2 separate regions of the Mus musculus genome follow, and region 2 is linked to region 1. A link is a loop called in an ENCODE intact Hi-C map of the cell type or tissue named here. Cell type or tissue: heart. All regions are shown on one strand.

What was found. Peaks named below come from ENCODE experiments on the same cell type or tissue, not always from the same donor. Only the 100,000 strongest peaks of a DNase experiment are listed, where the experiment ranks them.
Region 2: it touches region 1 in a loop (11-fold over the local background); 28 of 42 quality-filtered maps call a loop at or near these places.

The regions. Positions count from the first base shown.
Region 1 is chr6:85,935,022-85,940,021 of GRCm38, forward strand. It overlaps the pseudogene Gm7542. Among named protein-coding and RNA genes, the nearest start is that of Tprkb, 22 kb to the left of the region's middle. In heart, a CTCF peak has its summit at 2,000 (motif pointing right); a DNase peak (open chromatin) is centred at 2,090; H3K4me3 peaks cover 1,336 bases; H3K27ac peaks cover 1,524 bases.
Region 2 is chr6:86,007,582-86,012,581 of GRCm38, forward strand. It overlaps Gm33319 (a long non-coding RNA gene), which reads right to left and starts at 328. Exons shown (of 5, transcript XR_003956459.1): 1 at 1-328. 4930553P18Rik (RIKEN cDNA 4930553P18 gene) reads left to right here. Exons shown (of 2, transcript NR_155305.1): 2 at 279-1,772. In heart, a CTCF peak has its summit at 2,577 (motif pointing left); no DNase peak of the experiment used is centred here.

The sequences.
Region 1 (5,000 bases):
GGCAGGGATGCTGCTGAGGCTGGACCATCTTTGAGAAAGCAGGGTCTTTACAGGAGAGACTAACACCAGCAGGGGCCTGGTTATACAGGACCTGCACACAGTCCAGTAGTGCAGACATCCCGTTCCAGATGCACGTGAGGGAAGCCATGAGTGCCTTTAGCTGGGAAGCTGAGTGCCAGGTGTGATAGAGGCGCGTGGATGGCCCTGGCAAAGCAAAGGTCCTGAGGTGTGCAGGCTGCACGTTAAAAAAGTCCCCGGCCAACAAGGTGGCCTGGAAATGAACAGTCAGTACTGGCTCCCAGGAGGAACCCTGTCATATAGCTAAGTTAGACATAAAGACAAACACGATTCTCAATTACTCGAGGGCTTCTCTGTCCAAAACACTGTGGGCCTAGTAGGTTTATTGTTTGCAAGAGGAACTTTTTTTCAGTATCGACTATCAGCACTAACAGTGCGCCTAAGATTCATGTGACCTGTCCATTATGACACAGCCCAGATAGTGAAATCTATATCACCTTGAGGTGCGTTTAGGGCAGAAATGACAAGGAGTCAGCACCATACAGCTAGGGATACAGCTTCATAGATAGGGACCAGCCTGCAGCCCAGCATCTAATCCACGGGTTTTCAACCTTCCTAATGCTGTGACCCTTTAATACAGTTCCTCACGCTGTGGTGACCCCCAACCATAAAATTATGGTAGTACCACTCCATGACTGTAATTTTCCTATTGTTATGAATTGAAATGTAAATATGTGTTTTCTCATAGTCTTAGGTGGGCCCTCTGAAAGGATCTTTCAACACTAGAGGGGGTCACAGCCCACAAGTTGAGAGCCACTGATGTAGGCTCACCCAACGTTGGCTCTGCAGATGTGTACTTACACAAAGCCCCAGATTCAATCCCCAGACTGCCTTCCTATCCCCCCAGACCAGACCTGTAATGCTGATAGCAATGGAAACTGCAAAGGCTTCAAATTAAATCACATGAATGCAAAATGTGTGAACCACAAAAGCACAGCAAAACCGTGGAATTTTTCTCTCATTTAAGCAAGACAGAGAGAACTTATTAAGCAAAAAAGAAAGCTTTTGGTCACTGAAAGGTGATCCAAAATTGTCGACTATTTTATTGTTGTAATTCTTTGGATTTTGTGAAGGTTTTATCACGTAGCTCAGGCTGGCCTGTAACTCAACACACCTCTTGTTTCTCCCTCCTAAATACTTGGGACTACAGCCATGGAGCACTAACTATAGTATTTTTTTTAAAAAGATGTATTTATTTTTATATGAATTGGAGTTTAGCCTGCATGTAGGAGAGAACCAGATCCCCTGGAACTGGAGTTAGAGACAGCTGTGAGCTGCCGTGTGGGTGCTGGGAACTGAACCTGGGGCCTCTGGAAGAGCAGCCAGTGCTCTTAACTGCTGAGCCATCTCTCCAGCCCCAACTATAGTATTTTTAAAAACCTGTACACAAAGAAAAAATATTGAAGAGAACAAATACCAAAGTCAAATGTTCATTTCTGACTTGCTGGAATTGCCTAAGATTTTTTAACACAAAAGGGGCAGGGTCTATTTGTAAATAGTTTCCTGATACACAATATCAGGCCACCAATATACAATTCTAGCCTATCGCAGTGGTCACAGGGTCCTTCAGGAGGAAGTCAGGCTGAAGCTAAAGCACTAACTTTATGTCACTGGGACCAGCATGTAGAGTCTGGACCCTGCCTGACTCCTCTCCAACCCGGATGGCATGGCCTGCCCTCGGCTTAGGCTGGTCAGGCTTTCCAACAGGGCGTCCCTACTACCCTCAGGGCTTCCTGCCTGGGTCCCTCCTGCCAAGGCCGCTCGCTGGCCCCGGTAAAGCCTGGGGTGGAGGCGACTCCGCTCTCCGCCACGCCTCCCTCCCAGCGCTGGGCCTGGCTGTGGCTGTGCGGTCCGCACGCGGCTCCTCCAGCCTCAGCCTCGGGCATCGCCTGCAGGGGGCGCCCCGGCGCGCGCAGCCGAGCGGCCTTCCGTCCGGAGCCGCGCTCCTGAGACCATGTCGCTCTCCACCGGGGCTCGCGACAAACACGGGCAAAGGCACGCGTACTTCGCCCGCAAAACTGTCCGCAGGGAAAGAGGTGGGGCTCCGGCTGGGCGGAACCCACTTTCATTTTGCCGCACGGCTTAGATGATCGTTCCCCGGAAGCAAACCCCTCCACGTCCAGAAGCGCTGTCTCTGCCCAAGTGGAGGTCAACATCGGGAGAGTGCTTCCTTCCGCTGACTCCTCCCTGGGAGGGCAGAATGTGCCAGCAAAGTCTAGTTAGAACCTTCCTGCGGGAGGGATCCTTGGGTGGAGACTGGAAGTTGAAGTCAGGTTGTAAAGTCTACTGATGGTTTATGGTAGATGTTAATCACTTTCTTACTGTGATAAGAAGAGTATTAACCTAAGCAAAGTGAGCACACTTTTTCCATTACTGGAGAACCCACGATCAGTTTTCACTTTGCTCCCATCAGTCACTGGAAGCACCCCTGGAACCCAGAGCCTCCCTCAGTGACTTGCATCCGGGACTTACCTAACAAAGTTGATCTTTATATCTAGAGTGGGTTAGGAAGGTCGTGTGTGATCCTTGAGCCTCCCAGGCAGACGAAACGTGCCATAACTTGTTTTCTATTTTCCTTGGCTGGCGTTTGTCTTTTATCAGTATTTTGTTTGCATGGCATGGAAGGTGTCTGGTGATGCGTGCAGTAAAGACAACGGGAAAAGTGGGAACGCCAGGCTGCCAGTGTTGCTCTCCTAATTAGGACAGTGGAGAAAGTACACCAGAAAGGGCTGTCTGAATCAGTGACTGGAGGAGGTCGGCAAGGGAGAGCAGCACTTCGGGCAACAGTTTTAGAATTCTGAGAAAACTGGCTTGCAGGCTTACAAACCGTGAGTGGAACCCTGAATTTTATGCTAGTAGGTAAACACTCTACCACTGAACTACAACCTCATTTTGCTTTTAATTTTTACATTCATTATGACATGAGCCTGGCACGGTGGTACAGTCTAACCATCTGTACATCTATACAGTATGCATCTATATGGACTGACATCCAGAAAAAGTAATGAAGAAAACCTAGTTAAAAATGCATTATAAGCACTTAACAAAAAACAAAATAAAACATGTCATAGGAAAAAAAAAACAAGTCATATGAAAAGAGACTCAACCTTAGTCATGGATGAAGTAAAAATTCAAGAAAAGACATTCTACACAAATAGATTTATCTTAACAGAAGAAATGTAAAACTAGTGTCAAAGGACTCAGCTTCATATATTGAAGTTCTCTGTGTAAAATGATAAAAGCACTTCACAAAAGTTTACTGCTTTAGAGTTTTGAAGTGAGGGTTCCTGTGGAGGTCAGAGTGAAAGCCAGGTGTGAGTGGAAGCAACAGAAGGAGCTGCTCGTGTTTCGGTCCATGGAAAGGTCAGCTTGGTGCTAGCAGTTACAGGAGGCGTGAACTCTGCTTTATAGAATGTGGATGCTGGACACAGAGCTGTCATCTTTGACCAATTTCATGGAGTACAGGACATTGTGGTAGGGGAAGGGACTCACTTTCTCATCCCTTGGGTACAGAAGCCAATTTTCTTTGACAGCTGCTCTCGACCACGGAACGTACCATCACTAGTAGCAAAGATCTGCACAACGTCAACGTCACACTGCTCATCCTCTTCCGGTGGCCAGCCAGCTTCCTCGTATCTACACCAACATCAGCCAGGACTATGATGAGCAGGTGCTGCTGTCTTATCACCACGGAGATCCTCATGTCAGTGGTGGCTTGATTTGATGCTGGAGAATTGATTACCCAGCGAGAGCTATCTCCAGGCAAGTGAGCGATGACCTCACAGAGCAAGCAGCAACATTTGGGCTCATCCTGGATGACGTGTCCCTGACACATCTGATCTTTGAGAAGGAGTTCACAGAGGCAGTAGAAGCCAAACAGGTGGCTCAGCAGGACGCTGAGAGAGCCAGATTTGTAGCAGCAGAAGGCGGCCATCATCTCTGCTGAGGGTGACTCCAAGGCAGCTGAGCTGATCGACAACTCGCTGGCCACAGCAGGCTATGGCCTGATTGAGCTATGCAAGCTGGAAGCTGCTGAGGACATTGCATACCAGCTCTGCCGCTCTGGGGACATCACCTACCTGCCAGCAAGGCAGTCCGTGCTCCTCCAGCTTCCCCAGTGAGGCCAGCCGGGCCACGGCCTCCATCATGCTGAATGATGCCTTCCTTCTGCCCTACCCCAGAAATAACGGCGAAATTTAATGATTGGCTTAAAGTGAAGGAAATAAAGGTAAAATCACTTCTGATCTCTAAAAAAAAATTGAAGTGAACCCTGGGGATTGAAAAAGTGTTTGCCTTGCAAGTCAGATACCTGAGTTGGATCCCTAAAACCCACATAAATAAAATAAAATAAAATAAAATAAAATAAAATAAAATAAAATAAAATAAAATAAAATAAAATGGCAGAGTGGGGGGGCTGAAGAGATGGCTCAGTGGTTAAGAGGACTGATTGCTCTTCCAGAGGTCCTGAGTTCAATTCCCAGCAACCACATGGTGGCTCACAACCATCTGTATGTAATGAGATCCGGTGCCCTCTTCTGGTGTGTCTGAAGACAGCAACAATGTACTCACATATATTAAATAAATCTTTAAAAAAGAAAAAACAAAACAAAACAACAAAAAAAGGCAGAGTGGGGTCCTGGAGTCCTGTTGTGTGCGTGTAATCCCAGCTCAAGTAAGGCAGAATCAATGGAGCCCCAGGGTCACTGGCCAGCCAGCCTAGTTTACTGAGCAAATTTCCAAGGGCTGCAAGACCTGTCTCAACAAGAGATAGAGCATAGTTTGGAGCTGGGTGTGCACACCTTTAATCCCAGCACTCACGACAGAGGTAGGTGGATCTCTGTTAGGTTGAGGCCAGCCTGTTCTTCTTTCTTCTTCTTTCTTCCTCCTCCTCCTCCTCCTCTTCCTCCTCCTCCTCCTCCTCC
Region 2 (5,000 bases), 73 kb after region 1:
GTGTGGGGACGTGGCTCGTTTGGGAGAATGCTCCTGTTTCAAGCCCAAGGCCCTGGGTCAGTTCCTAGCACTCCTAAAATCTGTCCTGGTGCTTGCCCATAACCCAGCACTGGTAGCCAGTGGCAGGAGAATGAGTTCAGGATCCTCCTGGGCTACCTAGGTTATGTGGTCTAGCCTGGGTCACATGAGTCTCTCTTTTAGTATACTATGTAAAGTATGTGTTCTTTCAAAAAGGAGTTTTCCATGCCTTACCCATATTTCCTTTGTTCTTGTTGCAGGACTGCAGCCATGTCACCTCCCTGAGCAGCATGGTGACTGTCACAGATTTGTGACTAGCTGAATCCCACACACTTTCATCAGTGTGTGTGTGTGTGTGTGTGTGTGTGTGTGTGTGTGTGTGTGTGTAGATTCTGTGTATATTTGAGTTTTGTATATGTATATATGTAGGATGGTGTAGATATCTATGTATATGTTCAACCTATGTCACATATGTTACATCTGTGTCATGTATGTTCTCTGGTGTGTGTGAATGGCATATGTGCCCATTCACAGAGTCTAGAGGAAGACACTGATATGTCTCTATTAATGAACCTTATTTCAGAGTAGAACAGTATATTAGGAGTTCATAGCAACTGGAAGTTGATTTTGTTAGGTGGTATATTTGCTAACAGGTTAAGATGGGATTTTCTAGCTGGGAACCAGTATGGACCTAAGAGCCCTGTGCACCCACTGCTGGCCAGCCTTGCCTACCTCAGGATGCCTGAGGACAGGTTGTAAGGTTTGTGAGGACACTGTCAATTTTCTGTGAGAGACAAAGTTTAAAAAGTGAGGCACAGAACTTGAACCCAACTGATAAACATGCCAAGTGAAGTTTCTGACTCAGGTGAGCTTCGTTACTTTTTGCTTGACTGTAAGCCCAGATGCAATTTCAGGTAGAAACGGAAGTTCCTGGTGCAGACAGCATGGTGTCTGCTTTGTGAGATGCTTGTCAGCAGGCTATGTGGTACCCAACACCATGGAAACTGGATCCTGTTGATGGGGATGCTCTGCCGGGCTCCCAGGAGAATCTTCCAGGATGCTGTTTGGATCTTTGCACTTTGATGATCACTGGCTACTGAAGCTCCAGAGTATCACAGGTATGATAGGATTTCCCGATCAAAGTGGGCTACCTCACAAGCTATGTGAAACAAGAGGAGATGACTGTAGCTCTGTGGACTGCATCAGGGTTGTCTCATGTGAAAGAGCATGAGGCAGCCCTCCTCCCCTCCTTGTACTCCACGTCAGCCCTTCAGATTGTCCAGTCCTGCAACCATGTTGTCCTGATGGCCAATCATCCTGACTGAGCACTATGACCACCAATCACAGCACAGTACACTATGAGTCTGTCTGGCCTAGGGAGGGTCTGCTTGCCTGAACATGTTTCCTGGAAGTCTGGAATTGCTTTGAAGCTGTAATGACCTTACTGCAGAAGGTAGTGCTTGCTTCTGTCCAGCAATAAAATGGGTGTCCTGCAAAGGGATGACACGACAAATTCATTGTCAGCGGCAGATTACAATGCAAAGCTCACTAGGAACTGTGAGTGGGTGCACAGTCTCTTTGCTGCTTCTGCTAATGATGGCCTTGCTGAGAAGTGACACTACCCAGAACACAGTCATTCTCCATAAAGCTCACAGAAACTCATGTTCTACTTATCTAAGTGTATTTTGAAACAGATTTGCAGTTTCTTAACAATGCTATTTAATTCTACAATAAAAGTTGACTGGTGTGTCCTGCTCCTGGGTCTGCTCTCTGATCAGGCGTCATAGACACGTTAACTGAGGTGTGATTGACAGTGAAGATTAGCGAGGTGCTGGAGGGCAGCCTTGTCCTAGCTGCTCACTTATTTCTCCTCTATCTCATTTCCCCCCTTTCTGTCTTTCTTGTTTTTGGTTGTGACTGGATCTCAGTGTGAAGCAGCTAGGTAGCACAGGCTAGCCTGGAACTTACCAAGATTCTCTTGCTCCTGCCTCCTAAGAGCTGGGATTAAAGACTTTTAATTACTACTGTTACAAAGTTTAAACCTCATCCTTGACGTTGTCTATAACTATTCTTGATTATGTTTACTCCTCAATGCCCTCTCCCATGCTCCTCCAAGTCTTCGCAAAACCTCTATCCTAAACACTCTCCTTCTGTCAAGTCTTATTTAAATGTACATTTATCTACTCTGTCTCTCTGAGTATGTATATGCATGTGCGCATGCATGTGCGCCTGTATGCCAGAGGCTCTGTGGAGTTCAAGATAACTTGCAGGAATCCAGTTCTCTTCTCCCACCCTGTGGGATCCCTGAATTAAACTCTGCTTGTCTGGCTTGTGTGGCAAGGGTCTTGTCCCATAAAGCCACGTTGCCGGCCTCATTTTCTGTGTTTGAACATCCCAGTGAGTTTAATTGGGATTTCTTGTTTGTGCATGCTTGTGGGATTCTATTAGAGCCTAGGCAACTTCCCATTCTCTACACCCCTAAAGAAAAATGATTCCTGTCTCCCAAACAATCAATAGCTCCCTGCATGCTGGACTGCTGAAGGGCTCCACCTTGTGGAGCTTTCGTGGAAGTAACTGCAGTGGCTGGGTTTCATGAGTGCAATGGTCTTTACCTGTCTAGAAGAGAGGCTGCCACAGCACTCCTCCCCAGCCTCCATCTCTCACATTGTTTCTGTGCCATTTTATACCTCCTGAGCAGTAAGTTGTGTGCATGTGCGTATGCGTGTGCGTGTGTGTCTGATATAGATATCTCATTTGGGGCTTATCACTCAATACTCATTCTCAACCTTTTGAAGAGTAAGGAGTCTATACATTAACCACTCCCCATGCAAAAGAAGCCTCTTTGACCAACAGGGAAAGCAGCACTAATCTATGGATTTACATATTTACGAGGCAGTTTGTTTCCCTCTGGGCCTTTATGCCTTTTCAGAGTTCCAGATTGCATCCAGCGTCAGGGTTCAGTTGCCTAGACATCCACCCTTCTAAGGTCACATGCTGACTCTCCCAGGGCCACACCTAGGACGTCGAGTGAAGTTGAAGCCAACACTGAACTTTGCTTTATGAACTGAGCTGCTGTTCCAAGGTCGTCTAGACTTGTGCGACTAACATGACATCAATGAACTCCTTGGGTAGAGAATGATTCCTGATGGGACCCTCAAGGGCAGCCAGGGTTGGCAAGCGTTGCCCCAGTCATTCCTGCCTGAGAAAGGTGAGCTCTCACCCGTCTCCACAGTCAACACTCAACAAATGTATCTTACATGGGAGCCATCCTGGTGACCAACGCATCACTACAGTGTGCCATGTTCTTACCACTGGCCCTGTGGATAGCTCCAGTACATGAGTACCGGAAGTCCATCTGTAAGTGTCCTCTCTGCGCATGCTCCCATTCCAGCCCTGCCCTTGCCCAGAAACCCTCTTTTTTCCACTTCTCCCATTCTGTCCTTCCCTATCATGCTCTCCCCTGCTGCTGGCTGGTCTGGCCTAAGTGAGGACAGAGGCGATCTCTCTTCACATGAAAGCTGACCCAGGAGACACACCCCCCCCTCCCCTGCTGCCTCTCACCACGCTGTTGGCAGGTGCAGAGTGTTAGGAGAGGTTGCTCTGTTGGTACAGGACTGGGATGAGCATTCAAGGTCATCACTGTCCATTCTCCCAGATAAACAGATGAGAGGAAAAGAAACCCTTCTGGTTTGCGGTGCTCTCCAGAGCACCACTTACTTTGAAGACAGTGTGTGGGCTCTAAGGAAGGCTCCGTGCTCAACCGTGAATTGGGCTTACCCGTGAGGATCAGAGTTCAAATCTCGGAACCCACACGGTGGCTCACACTGCTCAGTGCTCCCTAGTTCCCGGGGATCTAACTCTCTCTGGGGACCTCAGCTGTCACCAGGAATGCACATACCTACAAACACACACATAAAATAGCCTTCTAAATAAAAAAACCCCAAGAAAAATAGAAACCCCTAAGTCCAGGGCTCTGGGAATGTTTCTGTGCACAGGTCTTGCTAGGTGTGCTCAGGCTTGAGGCAGCACTGGGGGACTGACAACAACTCCCGGAAGGAGAGCTGAAGCGTCTGGAGTTCTGGTGGAAGTTGGATGTGCCTGGCTACCCCAACACAGCAAGACAGTGCGACTCGTGGGAATCTTCTCCAAGTGCACATGGGATTTCCCCTCAGCCTTCAGCTGTTCCAGCCTCACACCAGACAAAGCACAATGGCACTAATTCTGTGGGCCCTGCAGACCCTGGGGTAGCAGGCGGAGGGCCTGAGGAAGGAAGTGGCACACAGGAAGCCACTTCTGTTCTTGCTATTGTTTATTGTCCTGGGGCACAGCCATAGGCCTTGCTTCTTAGTTTTGGGATGAACTTTGTCTATGTGCACACTTTTCATTGAGGCCCAAGGCAATTAGGTAACTCATCCCGAAGATGAAAACCCAAACACTTGCTGGGTATGCTGCCTCACATCCTGATAGCGGGGAAGAGAGGCATTAATGCTATCATTACTTTTAGCCTGCTTGAATTACATAGTGAGACCCTGTTTCAAACAAAGCCAATTCTAGGGAGGAGGGGAGACACCTTCTGAGGCGCTGGTGCTTCTCCATCAACAAGCGCAAAGAACCTCTCAGGCGCATTTGCCTGTTAGCTTAGTAAGTGGCACTCGTACTCCCTGAGGCCTGCAGTGTGTTGGCATCTCTCTCTCTCTCTCTCTCTCTCTCTCTCTCTCTCTCTCTCTCTTTCTCTTTTTTTTTTTTTTTTGAGACAGGGTTTCTCTGTGTAGACCAGGCTGACCTTGAACTCACTCTGTAGACCAGGCTGGCCTCAAACTCAGAAATCTGCCTGCCTCTGCCTCCCAAGTGCTGGGATTAAAGGCACGAGCCACCACAGCCTGGTTGTGTGTTGGCATTTCTGAGCAGACACTTAGTCATGGCTGTTTTGGGGGTGGGTAAGATTTCTATATAAGGCAGGCTGGTCTCAGATATTTGATGAT